2 separate regions of the Homo sapiens genome follow, and region 2 is linked to region 1. The links are chromatin loops, found by intact Hi-C in ENCODE. Cell type or tissue: PC-3. All regions are shown on one strand. Each heading gives the region's core, and the rest is flanking DNA. Links, peaks and the distances in the headings are about the cores only. Region 1 overlaps LOC124900817 (a long non-coding RNA gene). Region 2 holds the start of LOC124900817 (a long non-coding RNA gene).

Evidence for each region. Peaks named below come from ENCODE experiments on the same cell type or tissue, not always from the same donor. Only the 100,000 strongest peaks of a DNase experiment are listed, where the experiment ranks them.
Region 2: it touches region 1 in a loop (11-fold over the local background); 3 of 110 quality-filtered maps call a loop at or near these places.

The regions. Positions count from the first base shown.
Region 1 is chr4:176,492,698-176,504,595 of GRCh38, forward strand. All of the region lies in intron 2 of LOC124900817 (a long non-coding RNA gene), which reads left to right. Among named protein-coding and RNA genes, the nearest start is that of HAFML, 160 kb to the right of the region's middle. In PC-3, for the core only: no CTCF peak of the experiment used is centred there; DNase peaks (open chromatin) are centred at 6,334 and 6,994; H3K4me3 peaks cover 335 bases; H3K27ac peaks cover 2,977 bases.
Region 2 is chr4:176,437,552-176,449,449 of GRCh38, forward strand. LOC124900817 (a long non-coding RNA gene) reads left to right here and starts at 5,536. Exons shown (of 4, transcript XR_007058376.1): 1 at 5,536-6,447. In PC-3, for the core only: no CTCF peak of the experiment used is centred there; DNase peaks (open chromatin) are centred at 5,800 and 7,410; H3K4me3 peaks cover 1,154 bases; H3K27ac peaks cover 3,720 bases.

The DNA.
Region 1 (11,898 bases), core at 1,593-9,592:
TTTAACTCACTAGGACCCAATGTGAGTTCTGAGATCTACATTAGCTTAGTATTTATGAACTGTTTAGGGAAAGTCCTTGTCTTGCATCCTGAGTGTCTGTGAATGTCATCCAATTTAGAAGGCACACCTAAAACCAAGAAACAATCAAATGACTGATTTTTTTCCTCCACTCACTGTGACTAAGAGGGAGTGTTTCATCCTCACAATAAGAGGAAATCTCATTTCTTTGGAAAAGATTTTCAGTGTTATCTCTACTCCGTTGCTTAAGGAGAAATTACAATGGCAACTTTTGTTTTAAAAATCAGGATGATTTAATGTTATGAAGAATTGTCCCCCCCCCCTTTTTTTTTAGATGTTTGAGTCAATGTTAAGGGCAGATTTACTTTAAATAGCAACGTGACCAGCAAAGCTTGAAAAGTTCTCAGCAATGTGTCCATAGAGTGTTTATAAAGGCTGTTTTCAGTTTCACCTTCCTGCTCCACTGCAGAGTGACAATTTGTGACTAATTGCTTTCACTATCTAAATGTACTGACATGGCTTTCCTTTTTTTTTAAACTCAAAGAAGTTTGATTACTTTTATCTTTCTCAAGACTCAAAAAGAAGTATGTTCAAATGTTGGATGCGTAACAAGTAGGAATTGTTCTTGCTGAATTAATAGATTAAAGAATCTATGACATCATAAGCAATTTCCCAATTGGGTGAGTTTTATGCCAAAGTGATAACACATAACAATTTTTTATAGTAATATGATTTTTTTTCAAAATGAATCAGACCAACATCAATTATTGACATATTTATAAATAAACAAAAATAGTTTTGCCTGATTCGACCATGGTGAAATTTGTCAAATAGAATAAACTCTACCTATTGTTATAAGTAGGGTTATATTTGTGGTGAGGAATTTAAAACAGAAAGAGAGAAAAAAATATGTAGCCAAGTAAAGATAAAGTGAACTCCAGGAAAAGTAACATAATGAAAAAAGTAATTCAACATTGTAAATTATTAATAGTGACAGCTTATTATGTATCCCTGTAGAAAAATACATGGGGAACACAGGAAAATCCACTGGTTAGTTAGATTAAAAATAACATGGCAAAACACCATCTCTACAAAAAATACCAAAACTAGCCAGGCATGGTGGTGCACACCTGTAGTCTCAGCTACTGGGGAGGACGAGCAATTGCTTGAGCCTGGGAGATGGAGATTGCAATGAGCTGAGATCGCGCCACTGCACTCTAGCCTGGGTGACAGAGTAAAACTTTGTCTCAAAACAAACAAAGAAACAAAGAAACAAAAAGCACAAAACAAAAACCAACCAGACCACTTGTGTGTGTTATGTGAATTATGTGACTGAAATTTTCACTTTGAACAAGTTGTGCTAATATGGTGAAAACACAGACTACCTCTTGTGCTTACACTTGATTAAAAAAGAAAATGAGCACAGAAATATTTGTGTATTATATTCTATTTCCCTCTCCTCCTTTACATCTTTTTTCTTTGTTTTTTTGTTTGCTTATTTCATGAGTATTACCAAAAAAAGAGGAAAAGTTAGGTGTGCCTTAGAACCATTGAAGAAAGAAGAGAGGAGAACCAGAAAGCAGAACATAATCCTTAAGGAGGATTTCCTAAATTACCAAATTGTCCTACAAATTTGTTAAATCAAGTTTAGCCTAAAGCTGCCTCCTTACGTGTTTAAGTTCGACCTAAAGTTTATTCTGTACATGGTGAACTATAACAAGTGGAGATGTAACCCACTGTAGCCTACACCTGTGCCAGTCACTGAGTTTTGGCCAATCAAATGTAGCCAACCCTTAGAAACACGTTCAAATAAGGCAAATGCTGAGCTGTAACCAATCCAGCTGTTTCTGTACCTCATTTTCCTTTTGCTGTCCATAAATCTTCTTCCACCATGTCGCTGCACTGGAGTCTCTCTGAATCTGCTGTGATTCTGGGGGCTGACCCATCTACAAATAGTTCATTGCTCAATTAGACGCCTTTAAATTTAATTCAGCTGAAGTTTTTCTTTTATCAAAACTCTTTGCTCTATCTTTATTGTTTTACAACTTCCATAAGGAAAAGAAAAGAGGGGAAAAATGGAGGCCTGTCTGGTGTTTCCTTTTGCAAAGAGAGTTAGGAATGCTGCCCACAGGAATAAGGTGATAGGTTTAGTGCCTCGTGGAATTTTGTTTTTGCTCAACTATAAAGCCGGCTGAAAACAATATATCTTTCTATATTATTAGTAAATGCTCAGAAGTTCACTTGATTTTTATTTACTAGGCAGTTACTTATGTAAACATGTTACAAAAAGTAGCACAGTTTTAATAGGGAGTCCAGGAATGAGAAAAATCTGAGTTCTAAGCCCTGTTCTCCCACTGGGTATCTGCTAGAGATTGAGACCCTTGTACATCGTTGGTGAGAATTTAAAAATGTAACTTGAATATCTTTTGTTTGCCAACCAGGACTCACTAAAGGCAATGCTACATTGCAACTAATATAAATATAGCTAATGGAAAGTAAAATTATTCAAATACTATGAGCACTTTTAAATTTTAAAAGAAGATGTATTTGCCACACATTTTTTGCTCCTACAAGCAGTATCAGAAAATTGTATCCAGTTTATCTGAATCCTAGTAACACTGAAATCTAAAAACTTTTAAGCCTAAAGATAAACCTTGTTCAAGAAAACTGATGCCATTAATAATTTTAATTTATTTTTAATTTTAGTTGCTTTATTGAAGTATAATTGAAATACACAGAACTAGACATATTTAGTGCATACATCTAATGAGTTTGAACATGTGCCAAACTCATGATGCCATCACCACCGTTGAGGCAATACACATATCACTACAAAGAGAATAATATACCTAGGAAGACAACTTACAAGGGATGTGAAGGACCTTTTCAAAGAGAACTACAAACAACTGCTCAAGGAAATAAGAGAGGACACAAAAAAATGGGAAAACACTCACGCTCATGGATAGGAAGAATCAATATTGTGAAAATGGCCATACTGCCCAAAGTAATTTATAGATTCAATGCTCTCCCCACCAAGCTACCATTGACTTTCTTCACAGAATTAGAAAAAGACTACTTTAAATTTCATATGGAACCAAAAAAGAGCCCATATAGCCAAGATAATCCTAAGCAAAAAGAACAAAGCTGGAGGCGTTACGCTACCTAACTTCAAACTATACTAGAAGGCTACAGTAACCAAAACAGCATGGTACTAGTATCAAAACAGATATATAGACCAATGGAACAGAAGAGAGGCCTCAGAAATAATGCCACACATCTACAACCATCTGATCTTTGACAAACCTGACAAAAACAAGCCATGAGGAAAGGATCTATTTAATACATGATGTTGGGAAAACTGGCTAGCCATATGCAGAAAGCGGAAACTGGACCCCTTCCTTACCCCTTACACAAACATTAACTCAAGATGGATTAAAGACTTAAACGTTAGACCTAAAACCATAAAAACCCTAGAAGAAAACCTAGGCATTACCATTCAGGACATAGGCATGGGCAAGGACTTCATGTCTAAAACACCAAAAGCAATGGCAACAAAAGCCAAAATTGACAAATGGGATCTAATTAAACTAAAGAGCTTCTGCACAGCAAAAGAAACTATCATTAGAGTGAACAGGCAACCTACAGAATGGGAGAAAATTTTTGCAATCTACTCATCTGACAAAGGGCTAATATCCAGAATCTACAAGGAACTGAAACAAATTTACAAGAAAAAAACAAACAACCCCATCAAAAAGTGGGCAAAGGATATGAACAGACACTTCTCAAAAGAAGACATTTATGCAGCCAACAAACATGAAAAAACGGTCATCATCACTGGTCATTAGAGAAATGCAAATCAAAACCACAATGAGATACCATTTCACTCCAGTTAGAAGGGCAATCATTAAAAAGACAAGAAACAACAGATGCTGGAGAGGATGTGGAGAAATAGGAATACTTTTGTGCTGCTGGTAGGAGTATAAATTAATTTAACCATTGTGGAAGACAGTGTGGTGATTCCTCAAGGATCTAGAAGCAGAAATACCATTTGACCCAGCAATCTAATTTCTGGGTATATACCCAAAGGATTAGAAATCATTCTACTGTAAAGACATATATGCACACATACGTTTATTGCAGCACTGTTCACAATAGCAAAGACTTGGAACCAACCCAAATGCACATCAATGACAGACTGGATAAAGAAAATGTGGCACATATATACCATGGAATACTATGTAGCCTTGAAAAAGGATGAGTTTATTTCCTTTGCAGGGACATGGATAAAACTGGAAACCACCATTCTCAGCAAACTAACATAAGAACAGAAAACCAAACACTGCATGTTGTCACTCATAAGTGAGAGTTGAACAATGAGAACACATGGACACAGAGAGGTGAACATCACACACCAGGGCCTGTAAGGGGATCGGGGCTAGGGGAGGGATAGCATTAGGAGAAATACTTAATGTAGATGATAGGTTGATGGGTGCAGCAAACCACCATGGCATGTGTATACCTATGCCTGCACATTCTGCACATGTTTCCCAGAACTTAAAGTATAATAATAAAAAAAAATGTAATAGAGAAGAAAAATAAATAAAAATCTAAAAAAAAAAAAAGAATATGGGATCACAGATCGCAATGAAATGAATGGGATGAAATTCTCTCTGTCATAGCACTTGAGGACGAATCCACCAGTGGATTCCATCCAAAAGGCTCTGAAACAACAAGGGACTTAGTGCAGGCTGTGGTCCTTGGCTCCTTGGATAGTAGGCATTCAATGACCAAGCCACTTTCATTTTTGATGTTATGCAATTAGATATTAAAATGAAAAAGAAGTTATCTTTTGAAAACACTACTTTTAACAGCATGTGGCATACCATTTGCTATCTTAATTCCATAATTTCAAATTGTAGTTTTCAATTAGGGTCTGCCAATCATTTCCAGCCTCCTTTTGGGATTTCAAGGAGCTTATGTTCTAACGTGGTATTTTGTGTGGATAGCAGAATAAACTAAGTGTGGATGGGTTGGTCCAGTTGTTAAGGACATGGGTGCTAATGAGACCCAGGGGGTGGGTTTGGCCTCTGCCTGCAAGCGGAACAGTAGATGGTACTTTTGTTCCATGGCCACAGGCTACAGGCACAACTAAATGGTTATCTCCCAGATGCTTTTACCCACAAAGGGATGAGGTGAGAAGGTGTAGATTAATCATGAAACCCCTTCATCGCTCCTGGGAAAGCAGAAATCCTAGTATGGATCAAGACATGCATATGAGCAACAATGAATTTTAAATTCCAAAACTGAGGGTACTGTAAGTTCACTGTATTGAAAGTTGCTGATGGAGTCCAGAGTCTGTTAGAACATAAAAAGCATGTGGTTTGTATTTTAGAGACATAAGACAGTGCATTTAGTCTGCATATCTGAACACTTTTTCCTTAGAGATTTTCCCTGTTAAATGGGACATTTGACATGGTAGAACAGCATGTGCAGGCAAAGCACATTCAGAACTTCATTGTTTTGAATTGGCTATAACAAAGCACAAAGTTCTTTCTAGGCACTCCAGCATAGCTCTTTCCAAGTCTGGGCTCCAAAAGGGATAGATTAAACAGGAAGGGTACCATGTAATGCTAATTCAGTCTTATCTAATTCAGTTCAGTAAAAATCTCAGTATTTTTGGTGTTCAATATACCAGGTAGACATTGTGGAAAACGGAAAGGCAAGTAAGACATCACTCATGACTTCCAGAGGTTTATATTATTGTAAGGGAGGTGGACATGGATGAATTAAAGGTCCTAGAAAGCAGACTCTGAGAACAATGGAAATACAGGTACAAGGGCAATGAGGGCTCAGGAGAGACCACATGATCGATTCCAACTGGGGAAACCACAGAGAGCATCCTGGAAAAGTTACAAAACTTTAAAGAATGAGTGGACTTAAGTATGCTCAGTTACTCTGTTTAATCTATGTATTATTTATTTATTCTTCCATTGATTTATTGAACAAATACTTTGGGATTCCTACTATGTAACAGTTATGTTGGTAGGAGCTACACAAGTGGATCATGGAATCTGGAGTTGAAGACAGACATTATTCAAATGATCACATGACTTACTATGAGCTGATCTGTGTTCTGAGGAAAAATAATTGACTATGTAAAATATAACAGAGGAAAGAGGCTTAGACCAGGGTTTGGGGAATGCCTGACATGAAACTTGACCTGAGATATGAAAAATAAATAGATGTCAATTGGTGATAAACGGGGTTGGGCCCACAGTTCCGGTAAGAGGAAGGGCATGAGTATCATTGACTTCATGATGCAAGCTGGTGAGAATGATCATTTTATCAGAGACTGTTTGCTGTGCAGAGAGAGAGACTGCACGTGTTAAAAGCACATTTTCTGGAGCCAGATTGCCTGGATTCCAATCCCAGCTCCACCACTCACCAGCTGTGTAACCTTGGGCACTTCGCTTCTCATTTCTAGGCTTCATTCCCTCACTGTAAATGGGGTAAGTGTAAGACTTATCTCAGAGAGTTACAGTGTAGATAGTATACATTCATAATGATAAAATAATATATTACTGATTAACTAGATTAATATACAATGTTAATATAATAATATTTAGGATTAAATGTATTAATTCATTATTCATTAAAATTATTTCCTGACATAAATCTTATAAATTGTATATTATAGAAAAAATAGTAAATATGTAATAGAATATTAGAATCATATATATGAGAATAATAATAGACATTATTATTATTATACCCATGAGTCTAAGTTGAAAACTCTGAATTTTCTGATTTAATAAGTCTGTATTTGGCCATATATTTCTTTCCCTTCTATAACATCTTTTCAATTCTCCAAACAACTAGGATCTCTGGGTGTTCTTTTGCCTCTTTTTCTAAAAACAATCATTTATAGGACATCTCATTCTGACTCATCAAATAAAGTCACTGAAATATGACATTCTTACTTAGTGGGTGGAAACAAAGGGATTTTTAAGAGAAGCAACATTTTTTCAGCATGTTTTATGAGTGCAAATCATAGCATAGTAAAATGATGCAATCCTCCGTGTTTTGTTTTCCACAATAAACTTTCTTTCTCCTAATAGTTAAGATCGTATATATTTTTCAGATTTACCCATCTCAAGATCAGTAATGCATGATTTTATTACACCCATAATTTTACCCTCATGTGCTGACATATACAAATTTATTTTGGTGGCATGTTCTTAATTTCTGGAGCTGCCATGCCATTTTCTTGACTAGTTTTATTTTGGTTTTGACTAATCTCTTATAATTTTGAAAAATAGAGCACTTTATTTTATGGTTTATATTTTTAATAATCATAACTCTCTTTTCTTCGGTTAACAATTCCCCCAGGTTTAAATTAATTCCTGTCCATTTACCCTCCATTGAAGCATAGCATTACATGAATTTATGTTACAGCAGCATACGTGGTGCCGAATACATAAAACATATAAAATATAATCACACACACACACACACACACACACACACACATATATATATGTATACATATACATATATTTTTTAATTTATTTCATTTTTGCCTAGGCTGGACTGCACTGGGGCTATCGTGGCTCACTGCAACCTCTGCTGTCCGGGTTCAAGCGATTCTCCTGCCTCAGCCACTCGAGTAGCTGGGATTACAGACACCCACCACCACACCCAGCTAATTTTTGTATTTTTAGTAGAGACGGGGTTCCACCAGGTTGGCCAGGCTGGTCTTGAACTCCTGATCTCGGGTGATCCGCCCACCTCGGCCTCCCAAAGTGCTGAGATTATAGGTGTGAGCCACCATGCCCAGCTACATATATATGTTTTTGCCTTTCCAATTAGATAACAAATCTTTGAGGGTGGGAGCCAGGCTTGTGATTTTTCTAGTATTGTTCCAGAGTATCCTGCGCTGGGCTCAGCACAAAACAGTTGCTCCATAAAGTCTAGTTGGATTTAATTGAAGTACTTCTGTAGCAAAACTTTGCAGCACTTACTTTGGGGCAGCTTTCTCAGCTGGTAAGTATCAATGAAAACTTAAATGACTGTGAAATAAATTATCTTAAATGTAAAAGTCAAAAATAAAAATCAATTACTTTTCTATTTTGTTCAATGGTTTTTATGGAAAATATAGGCTTGCCTATCCTCACCTACTAAGTTGTCATACAACAATATATCTGAATAAATAAGATTTTCTGGTAACACATTGTATATTTTGAATGAAATTCAGTTACTTGAGTTTTGAAAATGGCTTAAATGGGCTAGAAAGACATAAAACGGTGAGCTGCCTCACTTTTATAGCAGCTGTGTGAGACTATGATTATAAAAACATGCCATGTAAAGGTATCAATCTGCTACAAATTTTCCTGACAGAATTTGTGGAATATTCTTCATTTCCAAGACCATTACCAGAAAATAAAAGCCTGAGATTCAACACTGTCAATCCAATCATCTGGTTAGACTTATACCTTGGTCTAACAGTTTACTGAAAATTACCACCAGGAAAACCCAATCATCTCCAAATAAGTGACATTATTTTACACTAAATTTAGCAAACTAATCTAACTATACATGGGGTGAACACTTAATTGTCTACCTACATTTGCAATACATAAAAAGGCAACAGTTTTCTATATATGTGAAAAATAGTCGCTCTGAGTTCACCAAGCCTTAGGTTATGCTACATAATTTGATTTTTATAACACTATATATCCAGGTATCAAATTTTTCTGATTAAGAAAATGACATAAAATAAAATTTGCTAAAATCAAATTAAACGCCTTTGAGTTTTGCCATTTAGTTTCCAACTAAAGCGTATGCGAATTATTTCTCCACATGTACTTCTATTTCTTAATTACTTCTGCTTCCACTCATATGCTTTTCTTCCTTAGGAAAGGCAGTTTCTTCTTAAAAACTGACTTAGATTCTGAGTGGGGGGCAGTAGAAGCCAGTCCTGTCGTAGAAGATGCCTGACACGGGATGGAGGGTTTGGAGTGCTTTGCATGCCCAGAGGGGCAAAAATATTGAGAAGGGTTGTTGAAAAGAAACACAAGCACCGATGTCATAGGAAGGAGGTCTGACTTTATCTTGCAGGTGATGGGAAGCCGGAGATATAGAAATAACTTTGCTTTAACTTTAAAATTATTTGCTAAAGTATCCATTATTTAAATACAGGCATCATGATTGTTCGTGTGCTATATTAGTTTGAGTCTTGTAAAAGACAAAAAAACTGTAATATTTTAATTTATTTCAGTGTATTTCCATCTTTATTTTTTGAAAAAAAAAAAGAGTAAATCTTACTCCTGCAACTTTTCAGTGTATATCTGTCTTTATTTTTGAAAAAAAAAAAAAAGAGTAAATTTTACTCCTGCAACTTATAGGTAAGCATTTTCCAAAGCGTCATGGTTTTCTAGGGTGTGCCATAATGTAAAGGAAATCACCTTGTATCTAAGTAACATTCTCAGACAAAGTCTGCACTTCCTAAAACCTGGATGCACAGACACTTAGTATAGAATGAAGCTTAATGAGTAAAAACAATAGTACAATCTATCTTGCTTCAGTATTTTGTTTTGCCAGGTGATGTGGTAGGTAAATGAACATATCTTTCTTTGATTGTGCCTGCATAACACATGATACAATGACTATTTGTTACCAGACTTATTTCATTTCAAAATGAGATAATAGATTATTGAATCAAAGCCAGAAAGTCAATCAGGCTAATCTCAGTACCAGACCTGAAACAATTATGTGTCTCTATTGTATAGAAGCTTGTATTTGGCTGATGAATCTATTTTAATCTTTTTAATACTTTATTTGTATTATACTCTTGATTATGGCTATCTTGACAGTAATAAATGACTTCATTAAACAAGTAGCTAATTAAATAAGTACCTAGATACCAATAAACAGCTGAACATAGAAACCAAAGTTGTTTAGCAGAACTTAACTAAAGCTACAATTGAGCGTCATTGTTTCCAGCTACTTGTCAAGCATTAATGACTTTTTTTATATAAACAACTGAGGTGATAATACAGCCATTTTAAGATTGAGGAAAAAATTAACAGAAGTGTTAAATCATCCAGTTGTTGGCACAGCTATCAGAGATGACTGGCGTTTGTACAGAATCTCCATCCTGAAACCATCTTCTAGCTCTTCTTTAACTTGAAGTGTAAAATTTTTTTGAAATTAACCCATAAATTTTCAATTATATTCACTGGTCTTGGGTTACTAACATGTTATTTACTACGTTCTTAAGAAAAAGGATTCACTGATAAGTTATTTTCTTCCTACAACTGTGATTATTTTTCTTTCATAGACACCTCCTCACCATATAATCTATGTCTCTAACTGGAGCCTCAAGACTAAGTTGTTAGCTTGGTTTCTGCCTCAGGTACAAGGCACATTTATTAATTCATTTATGTAATCATTCATGTAATAATTCAATTACATATATACAAAAGCGATAGTGGAGTCTGTATTTCTCATTTTCTCCATTTTTCTTGAAGAAACAAAGAAATAGTAAATCTTTTTTTTTTTTTTGCAAAGAGATCTGGGGTTACAGATTAATAATTACACATCTTCAAAGAGTTTCCACATTGTGGGAAGCCACTAAATAATGAAATTGCAACATAAGTGCAATGGTAGATATAAATATTCAAACTCAGATCTTCTTTCTAACCCCAATTTAACGGGGTATGGTTGTCAGGTTTTTGTTTTAGTGAAAGCAGCTTCTGAGATACACTTTGCTAAGAGTTAATACTCAAAGGGTATGGGGGTGATTAAGTTATTTCTGATGCTGGAGAAAGAATAACAAAGCAGATAATAAAAGGATGTTCATGCTGTTTTCTTGTGGTTGAATTTTATGTTGAACATTAGTGCAGGGATTGGGAGAAGTAGAGTTTAAAGGATTTTCAATAATGGCATGATCAGGTTTGAATTTTACAATGATTTGAAACCTGTTAAATGAATATGAGTTGATTAATTCTGCGAGTGATTGATTGATTGATTTGCCACCTACTGATTCCCATACTACACCTCTAGCGTTAGGATTAGCTACATTCTTGCTATAGTTTCCTATTAAGGGTCCTACTATCCCTGCATCACTTCATATGTTTCTGGGTAATTACTTTAAGTACCTGCACCCCAGTGATCTTTGATGTCATCAGTATCAATAATCTATTGATTCTACCAGCTTTTCATCATCCATCACCACTCTGATATTCTCACTTCTCTTCTTGCCTACCTTATATTATATAATATAGCCATTCCATCCTTTCCCTTCTGTGAGAAATAATTCCAAACCTGCTTAATGCCACCTCTCTGCTACACCTGCATTCAGGCTGTTGAAAAACATGCGATATTGTTGGCTTGCCTTACTCTATATTGATGAACCTTTAGTGCTAGCTAACAATTCTGCTTGTTTCCTTTCTATTTGACCACAAAAATAAAAACAGGCAGAAAAGAACATCCATGGTACCACCGACTTCTGCTAACTTGCTTGTCTCTTCAGCCATCTGTCTTCACTCCAGTTTTGATGGATGAGTTGTCTCTTCCTATCCAAGGCTGAGCCTTTTCCTTGTGAACTCCATTACATCACTGCTCATAATCAAAGTCATTGCTCAGAAATTCCCCCTCCCACCCTCTCCATCTAATTAAGTTTTCTCTCTGTAGAAGCATTTTCGTCAATACAAAAACATACTGCAGTGTCCTCCACAGCAAAAATAAAGAAATAATTTCATTGATCTGGCATTCAACTCTAGCTATATTTTCATGTTGTTCCCCTTTTCTGAGAAATTTCCCCTCAAAAGTTGTCTGCATCTGTGGCATCCTTTGTCTTTCCTTCCATTCTCTCTTGAA
Region 2 (11,898 bases), core at 2,244-10,243, 54 kb before region 1:
GCAAGCAAGAGTTGGACACAAAGTGCTGAATGAGTGATAGAGAATATATGATCTTTGTTGTCCCAGTATCCTGTACTTCCTTTTTTGGTAGCTTTTATTGCAATTGTAATGAAATTAATTATCTGGATGTTATTTAACATCTTGCCTTCACCTTTTCTTTCACCTTCCCTTTCACATCCCCTGGGTGCAGGGTCCTGGCTTGATTTTACTTACCATTGTATTCCCAGAGGAACACAATAGGTTCAGAAGTTCAGAAAAGTGAGCAGTCGCTGTCCATTGTGAGGCTTAACAACCATGACCATTAGGGAAGGCTTCCCAGAGGTACTTCAATTCTAGCAAAGGGAAAGTCCAAAGATTGCTATGGATTAGTCAGGTGGTCCTAAGCCTTGGTCTACACCACAAGACTTCAATGACATACTTTTCAATCTGGGGATCTCCAAACTGTTGTTAGGTCAGGAAATAGTGGATGCCTCACATCCTAGTGTGACTTGGACAGATGGCCAATATAATCTGGCTTAACCTGTTCCTATGTGTGGTCCAGATTAAAGTCACCACAGAAACATATCCAGTTTCCATGGGTTTGGCATGATGGCAGCCTGAACTCTCAAGCAGTTCCCAAACTCTAGTTTGTTAACTGTTGCTTAAATAAGGGATCTGAACATTTGGAAAGTAGCTCCATGCAGCACCATATCTCCGAAATTTCTCACTGTCTTCAATGGAATAGGTCTTTGTCTTTCATTCTTGTATCCAACTCTCCTAGGATTCAAAATAAGATGGCAGTCGACCCTTCTGTGGGATCCATAACTGTAGTACAGTGTGAATGGGAAGGAATCTTCAACCATAAATAGGTTTTTTAACCTTCTCTGCTCCTCCTGGAAAAGAAAGGCAGGCAGCTGGTAGAACATTTCTGCACTGTTCTCAATTAACTTTTGCTTGTTCCCCTCAGTGAGAAGAGAATGAGCCATCTCCACCCAACTGTGCTGTGACTGGAGCACATTAAGATGCACAAATAGCAGCCTAGCCTTTGAGTCTTTCTTTTCATATTTTTGCAGACAGCTTCAGTCCAAATAAGGTTCTTACTCCTCCTGAGATAATTCCTAACATTTCTAAATGGGTTTCAAATTCCCCACCAGTTCCACTATCAGTAATGAGCACCATATTTCACAAATGGGCCCGTGAGTTGTGCAGATGCACATTTTGTAACTGTATTCGGTTTCATTTTGAAATATTTTCAGGAACTCTGGAAAATAAATTATTTAGAAATGGAGGGGATAAACACCACATTACAATTATAAAGTGAATATGGAGGACTAAGAAAAATTAAAATAAAAACACTCACTAGCAACATTCTAGAGTTATTTTACTCTCCTCTGCCTTGGAATATTATGCATTTTGTTCTACTCAGGTGATTTTTGAGCTGCATTTTAAAAATTACTTTGAGTCTTGAATATGTTCTGTGGTGATAGAAGTTTGCCTTTGAGGGTGAACTTTAAATTTAGGGGGCTGCCCAAAGGACAGAAATAGCCCAATGAATAAGGTAGATGATTATGGTAGATGATATCAATTTAGTTGAAAAAAATAAATGGAAATGGAAAAGATTTTCTCCAAATGGATTTTACGTTGCAGCATGTGAAGGCTAATAAATACCGTAATCTCTGAAAATGACTCTTTTAAGAGGTTGACTCTAGATTGGCATGCTTTTTTCTTTTCTCATAGAGGCTATATGTATTGTGTTTTTATTTGTCCTCTCATTTACCTGGAATTATGTACCTAAATAGTGCAGCTGGAGCTGGATCTCACAAGCATCCTGGAATTCTGGTCCACTTCAAACAAGTATTTGATTACATCAAATGTAGTTAATTAAGATAATTACATTGTGCTTTTCCTCAGAAGAATACTAGAAGAAAATAAAAAACAGAAAAAACCTCCTGTATTAATAAATTAAATATTTGAAATGCTTCTGGAAGTGTTAAATTATCTTCAGGTGGGCAAACTTGTTCTAAATTCAAGCCCAGGTGGTACCTTACATTTTTTGGGGGGCGGAGGGGCGCTTCTCCTAGAGCATGGATTCAATTAAAGTTGCCTGACAGTGAAAAATCAACCTATTCTAAGATGCAGGCGAAGCTTTCTTCCATAGCAAAAGCACTGTTCTGCTTCTTGGCTTCAGTCATTGCTTTGTTTGCACTTTTTTTCCCTAAGTTCACACTTAAGGCACATTTTAATGCCTGTGACCACCACCTATTTCCTGTTATTGTGTTTCTTATGATAGGCTGCCCTCCTTGGAACTCTTATCTTCTCATCATCTCTGAGTCCTTTTAGTTGAGGTGAATTTGCCAGAGGCAGGGAAAACTGAACGAGCTCTGTTCATATTTGAATGGGAACCACACCATAGTATACTAAAATAAAGCATGACTATCCAATGTGTTTACCACTTTTGTTGTGGTTTTATTGTTGTGTTGTTTTAACTGTGAGCCCGAATTGGAACTTTTTAAAATTTCAGACTTCTATTTTTCCCCTTTGTCTTTTTTTTTTTTAAATCTCCAAGCTTGGACCTTAATTTGTCAACAGATCTCTTTCACATTATTTTTGGCTAAAGGCAGAAAGAAATTGTGTTGAAAAATATTATGAGAATACCTCTCCTGCTAAGTTTTGAGCCCAATATATATAGTAGACTCCAGAGGTTTGGATTATTCAGTTAAGATTGAATAAAACATCCAATGTTTTAGATTATCTGCTTAATTAAATCCCAACGCTGAACTGCTAGAGGTTTTCTTATCTAGAATGAACTAAGTGAATATTACAGAGTGACCTAAGTTGTAGGCAAGTGAGCTACTGCTTATATGTGAAGGGAATCCAAAACCCAATTGGTATGTCTTCATAACATGGCTAAGGACAAGTTGAGTTTATGTACATTTCTAAGGCCAATAGACGGTTTGCAGGACACTTGTTTCTGACATGATTAATATATGAAACGTGTCTGAATTAATCTGATTATTTTACCAAGCTATATTTATTTCAAGATGAATTATTTAAAAAACCTATTTAACTGGTAAAAACTTGGATTCTTAAGCTCGGAGGAACAAGCAATTTAAAAAATTTCTCAGCATATGAACAATGGTAGCAATTAATTTAATAAACAGTTTCTGAGAATCTACTCTATATTAGATGCTGTGATAGGCATTAATGATAGTGGAAGCAGAAAGACAATATTCCTCCCTTCAAAGAGCTCTGTCTAATCAGAGAGACAGCCAAGTAAATACACATTTTTAATTTAAATGTGCTATGAGCTTTAACACAATTATGTAGAAAGCTCTGTGGGGGCAACGAGGTTGCACATCTAATATTGTAGGTGACACTTTACATGAACTACTCAGTGGTTGCAAGATGTACACTAAATCCAGAAGGAAGAGTAAGAATTTCCTACAAGATGAGAGGCTAAAAGGAAGTAAAAGGGAATTAATTTCAGAAATGACATCATATGCTAGATGACAAACTAGAAAACCAAAGGCTGTTATTTATGTATCTTCACATTATATTTTATCTGTATTACACTGTATGGCATATTATACAACATAGATTATCTGTGCCTTAGTTTTTTAAGTGTAAAATTGGTATAATGATAGGTTTTTCTGAAGACTAAATATATTAGTACATATGAAACACTTAGGAAAGTGCTAAGAATACAGCAAATTAATATATATTAACTATTATATTAGCTATTATTTTCATGTTTATCCGTTCCCACTGATAATGCATAGCAAAAGCACAGGGTGGTTGATCAATGTATTCACTTATTCAGGAATATTTATTGAGCATGTACTATGTGCCAGATACTGGGGATTCCAAAGTAAAAAGACCATAACCTCCCCTCACAGTGCTTAAAATTCCAATACTGAGATGAAAGAAAGTAAATCATCACACAAACAGCGGTGTAAATTTAGAGACTAATAGACATTGAAAGAGCAGGAAAATGCTTGAAGGTGGGCAGGAGACGCTTCACTTGTTGTCATTGTTGGATTCCTCCTGAGAGACACAGTAACCTAAATGTTAAAATGAAGACAGCCCTATAAAGGCCTGAGGTAGGAAAAAGTTTGGTATGTCCCAGAAATAGCCAGGAGGCCACTGGGATTGGAAGACAGATAATGAGAGGAAGAGAAATAGTAGATAAGGCTGGAGAGACAGGCAGGGGCTAGATCACATAGGGCTAGATAGGGGAGGTAAGAAACTTGGATTTCATTTCAAGTGTAATGGAAAGTCCCTTCCAAATGAATAAGATCTAAGAGGCACAGTCAGTCAGTCTTTCAAAAACTTCTTCACTTACCTCACCGTGTCATCAAGCCCCCAATATAACTTGCCTGAACTGTTGGTTTCTTCATATTTTTCCATTCCCCTTCAAAGGGCAAAGCCATCGTGTTACCAGGAAACCATGGAGGAAATGTCCCAGGTGCCCCATTAAGCTTCACAGTTAAAAAAGTGAAAAAGACAATTCTTGATCTCAAGAAGCTCATGGCCCAGAGGGATAAATAGACACATAGGAGACATGAAGCCATGGAGTCGTGAGTGTGGCGATTGAGACAAGCATAGAGAGAGTGCTGGGGGAGCCTAAGGGAGCTCCACGTTACTCAGGGCGCTGGCCTAGGCCTTCTGAAGAAAGTGGTGAGTATGAGTTAGTAGGCAAAGACAACTGCATGGGAGAAAGTGGCAAGGTGCAGGTTTTCCAGGCAAGGTGAGCAATCCTGAGGGAGAGTCCGGAAGCCAGAAAGCACAGTGCTTTCTTGAGAAGGAAGGGAATTCAGCATGACTTGAATTGGAGCCCAGTGCCTTAATTTAATTCAAATTTTGGTGCTGCTTCTACTCCTTCACATTTTTCTTAACCTTCCTTTCTTCTGGATCCATACTGCTTTGTTTGGCCATTACTGACATGGTTATCAATCTAATCTTTAATAACAATGATTTTTGGCAAGATACTGACTCTGAATATTGATCTGCTCACATGTAAAATGGGTTACAAATTCGTATATCACGGTGAGGTTGTGAAAATTAAATCCACATCTCACAGTGTGGGTTAATAAGTAATCCACACCTCATGGGGATGGACACTAGCAGAGCAGCTGGCATACAGAAAGGGATCAATGCAGATTCATCTAGTTCGATTCCTCAGTTGTTTTTAAGAGAATGCTCAAATTCCACAAACCTCTAATACTTTCTATTATAGTACTTACTAAAGATCTTCTCATTCTTTCTAAATTTTCCTCAAGCTCTCTGTACTGTTTTACTACTCTTGTCCACATTTGTCTATCCTTCCTTTATCAAAATGGATTCACTGGCTATTTTTTGAAAGCACTCATCTCTTGCTTTGAAACCTTCTCTCAGGCTTACAAGTCTTCTTTACAATACTTGCAAAGCATTTACTTCTTCATTATCCTATACAGCTAGTCTTCTATCATGTAGGATAGGAAGAGAAATTGTGACTTCTTTCAGAATATAGCTTTTGAAAATATTTCACTTAATAAAATAACTGTGATAAACCTTTCTTTTTCTAAAAAAAAGACTGAGATAGGTTTAGAATTTTTCTATTTTTCTCCATTATCTTAGCATTTTTGATGATTCAAATGAATGCCGCTAGAGATTTTTTCCTATCCCCATTTTTTTTGCATCAGATCTTTGAGGAAATGAAAAATAGAATGGGGATAAACTTCGGTCCAAGTTTACTGAACAAATACCTATGACATGACTGTTATGTTCACACCCTCTATGAATCTTTGTGGTTGAAGGCTTAGTGTCGAATTTCCCAGTGTTCTGGAAAGCTTAGGCAGATGAGGTACAAGTTGTATGCCAGGACCGTCAGAGAATCTATTTATTTGGACACTGGCTAAGATAGGCTAGCTGGCATCTATATCATAGATGAAAACCAAGGTATCACTAAATTTAATAACACACCCCAAGCAAGTTCTTGTATGCTCATGATCTCATTTTGCCAGCTGTTTCCTTCTATCCCATTTGGCACCAAGATTTTTAAAGACACATTTTGTTCCAGACCTTAAGGGATAACTGCTGGCAGTAAATTTTTCATATATAAAATTCTTTTGTCCACTAAAATAGTTGCTCCTTGTTCAGCTTTCTTACTGCCAGTGTGAATGGAAGATATTTGACTCTGGATATAAAGGGCATGTAGTCTTTTCCTCTACTTCACTATCAGAAGGTGAGCCCATGATATACAAGAGAGGAAAACTAAAATTCCACACAAGGTACTAGTGAGTCACATTGAGCAGCAGCACACATTCTATCTTACCCCTCCTTTGGTTCTTTGGGATCTAAAGCGTCATTTTTTTCACCTCATTTTAGGGAGCTGGTTTGGATTAAAGTCACATACAAACTGAGCCATCTCCAACATCTACATCAGGAAGTAACTCTAACTCAAGATAGAGGTCACTGGAGGGGCAACAGGTTTGTATTGCTTATTCTGGCTTCTCTTTTCGTGTACTGGAGATCATTTGGAAGAGCTACCAGTGACTGACCCTTTATAAGCATTATATTTTGAAATAAAAGCGATTGCTTGCTCATTAGCACTTCCCTTGATGAAGTATACAAGTGTCAGGTAAAACAAACTGAATCCTGCTCATGATGGATTGGAATGGACATTCCATTGGGAGATATCTGAGCCAAAACCACAAGGCTTTGGCTCCTAGTTGCTCATGAAGCTTCTAATTGACTTTCATACCACTTGCCAATTATTGCTCTTAAGAACAGTCCTTGAAGTAGAACTTTGATGGGCTTGTGCATTTCTAATGCTGAAATTCATTTGATCTGTAGTGTCTCATGGATTTTACCCACCAAATTCATTTAGAAGCATTATGTGCTATTTAATGGGAGATTATATTTGAAGAGTTAATATAATATGAAAATCTAAATAATTCACCATCTGTAAAAATGATCACTTAACTACACCTTTTGAAAGGCATTAGAATACAATATTTACAAAAGTATATTTTTCAGATTTAGGATGTTTTTGTGTATTAAGTAAATTGTAAAAAAATCTATTGATAGTTACACTGATTTTAAGATTACTCATTGTAAAGCTTTAAAGTATGAAGTATATTTAAGTATCAAAAGTCTTATTAAAATTATCTTCATTTCTTGCATGGAAATATGTTCAATTCTCCGTATTTTAAAAGGAAAAAAATAGACAAATGGGCATATTGGTCAAAAAATTAGAAATAAATACTCATTTTTAATGTATTCGAATTTGTGAAAGGTTTATTCCACTGACCATATCTTCCTGAAATTTTAGAGAAATGAATTCAAAAGGTTTTCTATGCATGTTTGTGGCTTCGTAAGTAGGAATGCTATCCAGCAGACATTTATTTAAAAAGCTATCTATAATTATGAGAGCAATCTGACTCATTTCTTCTGCTGGCAGACTGAATCAGAGACTACTTTTGGACTAACGTCAAGCAGTTATATAGAATATTTTGTAAAAGTCAGATAAGTAGTAATGTTCTGCATTTTTCATCCCATTTATATATAAATAAAACATGATTATATAAATTGCTGAAATAAAGATTGTAGCTATTTCTTTACTCAAAGTACTCTGGATATGTTTGTGAATAAAGAACAAAGGAACATTAATCATAGACTATGAGAAAATATGTTTCAATTGTCTTTATCTATATTCATTCACTGACTGAATACATTTTTCACACTGGAGAAATGCACAGATGATTAAGCCCAGGGCTTAAATACATATAGGGCATTCTAGAAAAATTCACCAATGTTAAAGCTATGGTCCTTAATTTCAAGTTGCTTTAAAAACTAATTTAATGTGTTATTTTCTTAGAAATTTATATCTTTATTATAGAAATTTTAAATAATACATGTAGACTAAAGAGGAAAACATTATCAATCCCCTTCATCACTCATGTTATGCAGATTTTCAGTCTTTCAGATGTAGGCATCTATCTTTAAAATGTCTTTGTTATAGCTTAAGGATTACTTCCCGGAGAGACCTTAATTATCTAATTAGGTTTGGCCTATTAGAATAGAAATCTCATTATGCATTACATTCTGTAAGTTTTTGGTGTACTTTTAAATTTTTCTCTCTCACACCATAAAGAAAAACTCCACGAGCTGGGACTGTATGTTTTCTATTTATTATTTTATTCTCAGTATCTTGTATAGCAGTTCACATAAATGTATGTCCAATTATTTCTTCCACAAAGAATTATCAAGTGTTTTTAATTGGCATAAAAAAGAAAGGAAACAAAAACAAACGAAAATACCAGAAAACCCTCAGGTTAATAGTTGATATACTGCATTACAATTCTAGAATCATACCTTTTTATACTGTTGAATATTTTCACATATAAACATGATCTGTCTTTTTATAAACATGGTCTTTCTATTTACTCAATGCATTTTTCATCCCTCCATAAAGTTAATTTTCTTCATCTAAGTCCTACACATTTCTACTTACGTATTTCGTCTCTTGTTGCTACTTGCTATGGTCTGAATGCTTGTGTCCCTCCAAAATTCATGTTGAAATCTAATCTCCAATGTTGGTATTAAGAGGTGGGGGGGTCTTTGGGAGGGTACTAGGTCATGAGGGCAGAACCTTCATGAATGGGATTAGTGTTCTTACAAAAGAGGACTGAGGGAGCTTGTTTTTCTCTTCTGATATGTGAGAAAACATGGTGTAACTTTTCCTCTAGGACTTTATGTTTTTAATTATTCTTTTCCTTGAAGTACTTTTGACACCTTAGACAGAAAAATGAACTAAGACTGCTGGCCATGATGGCTCACAACATACCTGAATCCCGGCACTTTCGGAGGCCGAGGTGGGTGGATCACTTGAGCCCAGGAGTTTGAGACCAGCCTGGGTAACACAGGAAAACCCTGTCACTACAAAAAAGACGTATTGTCATCAGACAATACATCTGCTGACACCTTGATCTTGGACTTCCCAGCCACCAGAACTGCGAGCAATAGATTGCTGTTGTTTATATATTACTCAGTCTAAGGCATGTTGTTATACAAGCTCGATTGAACTAAGGCACTACTTTTATCAGGACTATTTGCCATTAAATTTTTAGAACAATTTTTAAATAAATTAGCATAAAAAATTCACTTCTATGCAATTTTTTGTTGGTCGCTAATCTCTTTAGTTATTTATGAAAGTTTTTCAATGGGTTCTCTTGAGTTTTCCTGGCAGCACATAATATAATACGCACATGATGATACTTTTTATCACCTTCTTTCAAATATTTATGTGACCTTTATTTTTCCTGATTCTGCATTGGCCAGCATATTGTGAGTAATTTAAGGTAAGAGTGAGTATAGTGATGGTCCTTGTCTTTTTCATACTTCAATGGCATCATTCCTTGGATTCTATTTTTAAGAAAAATAGTTCTGCTGCTTTGAGACAGATTTTAAAAATCATGTTCAGAAATTTTTAAAATTTGTTTACTAATAGTTTTTATGAGAAAATATTACATTTTCTCAGTGGCTTATTCTGTGAAATCTGTGAAGATGATCTTCTAGAGTTTTTTCTTTTGATTTTGTTACTATTTTCAAAATTAGGTTAGTGTATTGAATTATCTTTTTATTCCTCGAATACATTCTCCTCTTTTGCTATTATGATTAAAAATATTTTATTACTTTCTATTGGCTGACATTATGTTTGTGTTTTTTGTATCTATTTTCTTAGGGCAAACTGTCATAGAGTTCCCTCAGTGAGGGTTGTTATAAGCATTTTGCTGGATTCGAGTAACATGAGGCAGTACATAACTTGTCTGAGAAGCTTAAAGCTCTTGTTTCCTTCATTGTCATTTAGTTCACTCTCTGCCCACGTGTTATACACTTACGTTTCTTCTAATTTCAGCTCCTAAATACTTAATACCTCTTTAAAAATTCTCCTTGCTGCCTTTTGATCTTAATTGACTAGAAAACAACTTTCATATTTAGTTTAGTCTAAATCAGATTTATAGAAACTTCATCAAAAAGCAATAAACCCATATTAACAAAATAAAAAATACAAGAAGGTTCTAAAAACATTGAAAAATACTGTCTGAAAGTGGTGAGTATAATCAAAATTGGATTAATGTCTTTATGCTGCCATTTATTAGCCTTGAGACATTGGGAAAATTATTTAACCTATTACCTCAGTTTGCATATTTGCAAAATGTTACTTAACAGTGCCTAGTTATAGTTGTGCTGTGAGGTTTAAATGAGATAAGGAATATAAAGCGTGTAGCAAAGTGCTTGGTACATGGGAACCACTCTGGAGAAGTTAACTCATATTACTATACCTGGACTAAATATATTTGCTGGTTTGTTTTTTAATTACTGTATCAATAAGAAGAAAAACAGAACTGGTATAGAAAAAAATAAACTATGTAATTCAATGTTATAAAGCCAACTAATTAAGAATAAATTGTGGCAGATAATAGAATTATATATAGAACATAAGCTCCAAGATAAAGATTCAAATTATTTACAGATAATTACATTTAAATAATCAATGTCAAATTTTCCACTTATATGTGTTGTGTGTATATTATTGTACTCTGAAATATAAATTTGGCATTTCTGACAAGATTTTGTTGTTCTTAACTTTTTAAGGCTGAAGGCATTTTAATATCGCTATTTTTAATTTTTTAACTTAAAGATTTTCATAAAAATTGGTTACTATAAAGTTGTATTAGCTAATTTACAATGTATTGTATTATTGACACAAATTTTTAGACTTTGCTGTTAAATTATGAGTGTATTGCCATCTAGCCAGGCTAACATTTTATAATTTTCTCTAAAATTATAATGACAGCCAGTAACATGGTTATGTTCATTCTTAATAAATTAATGATGCTGAAGAGTCAAGATTGAGAGTGCAACCAAAAACCAATAAGTTTTATATTAATAAATGACACACAGGGTCTTAGAAAAAGAGGTATCATAACTTTCATTTGGAAAAATAGATTTAAAAACATATTTACTAAAATCTTGCTTTACTGGGGGTGAAAAGAATCAGAGATTTCCAAAAGTAAAATCAGTATTTATATACCCACATGCTTACAATAATCTAGATCAATATATTTCTATCTTTAATGTGTAACGTTTCCCCCAGGACTTTATATTTTTTTTATTATTTTGCTTGAAGTGTTTTTATGGCTTAAATAGAAAAATGAGCTAAGACTGTTGGGTGCAGTGGCTTTCACCTATAATCCTAACATTTTGGGAGGCCAAGGCAGGTGAATCACTTGAGCCCAGGAGATCAAGACCAGCCTGGGCAACATGCGAAACCCTGTATCTACAAAAAATTTAAAAAATTAGCTGGGTGTAGTGACCCATGCCTGTAGTCTCAGGTACTTGAGAGGCTGAAGTGGGAGGATCACCTGAGCCTGGGGAAGTTGAGACTGTAGTGAGCCATGACTGCGCCACTGCATTCCAGCCTGGTGACAGGCGTGAAGAGTGAGAGCTGTCTCCAAAGAAAAGAAAAGAAAAGAACTAAAGAAAAAGGAACCAAGACTTTAAAAAGATACACATAGATGTTTTCAAACTGTGGGTTTACTAAGATGAAAGACTGCTTAAACCTTTTCTAAGAACAATTTGGTTATTTGTTCATTTCCTAATTGCATATATTTGCCCAAATAAGACCCAAGAAACGCCCTGTGCCACTACCGCTCCATCTATAACAACGCTTCTTGTCAATTAAATGACTTTTTCCAAACTGATGTTTGCTTATTCTTTCCTTTATTTATTGTCATTTAATACTTTTAAGGCTTGAGAATTTAGATTTTTTTCTGTCTACTTTTCATTTTTGAAGGTTTTGAGTTGAGACTTCACAGAAAACTGAATACAAAGGCACTTCTATTACTTCCTGATCAAAGCATCATCTGAAAATTA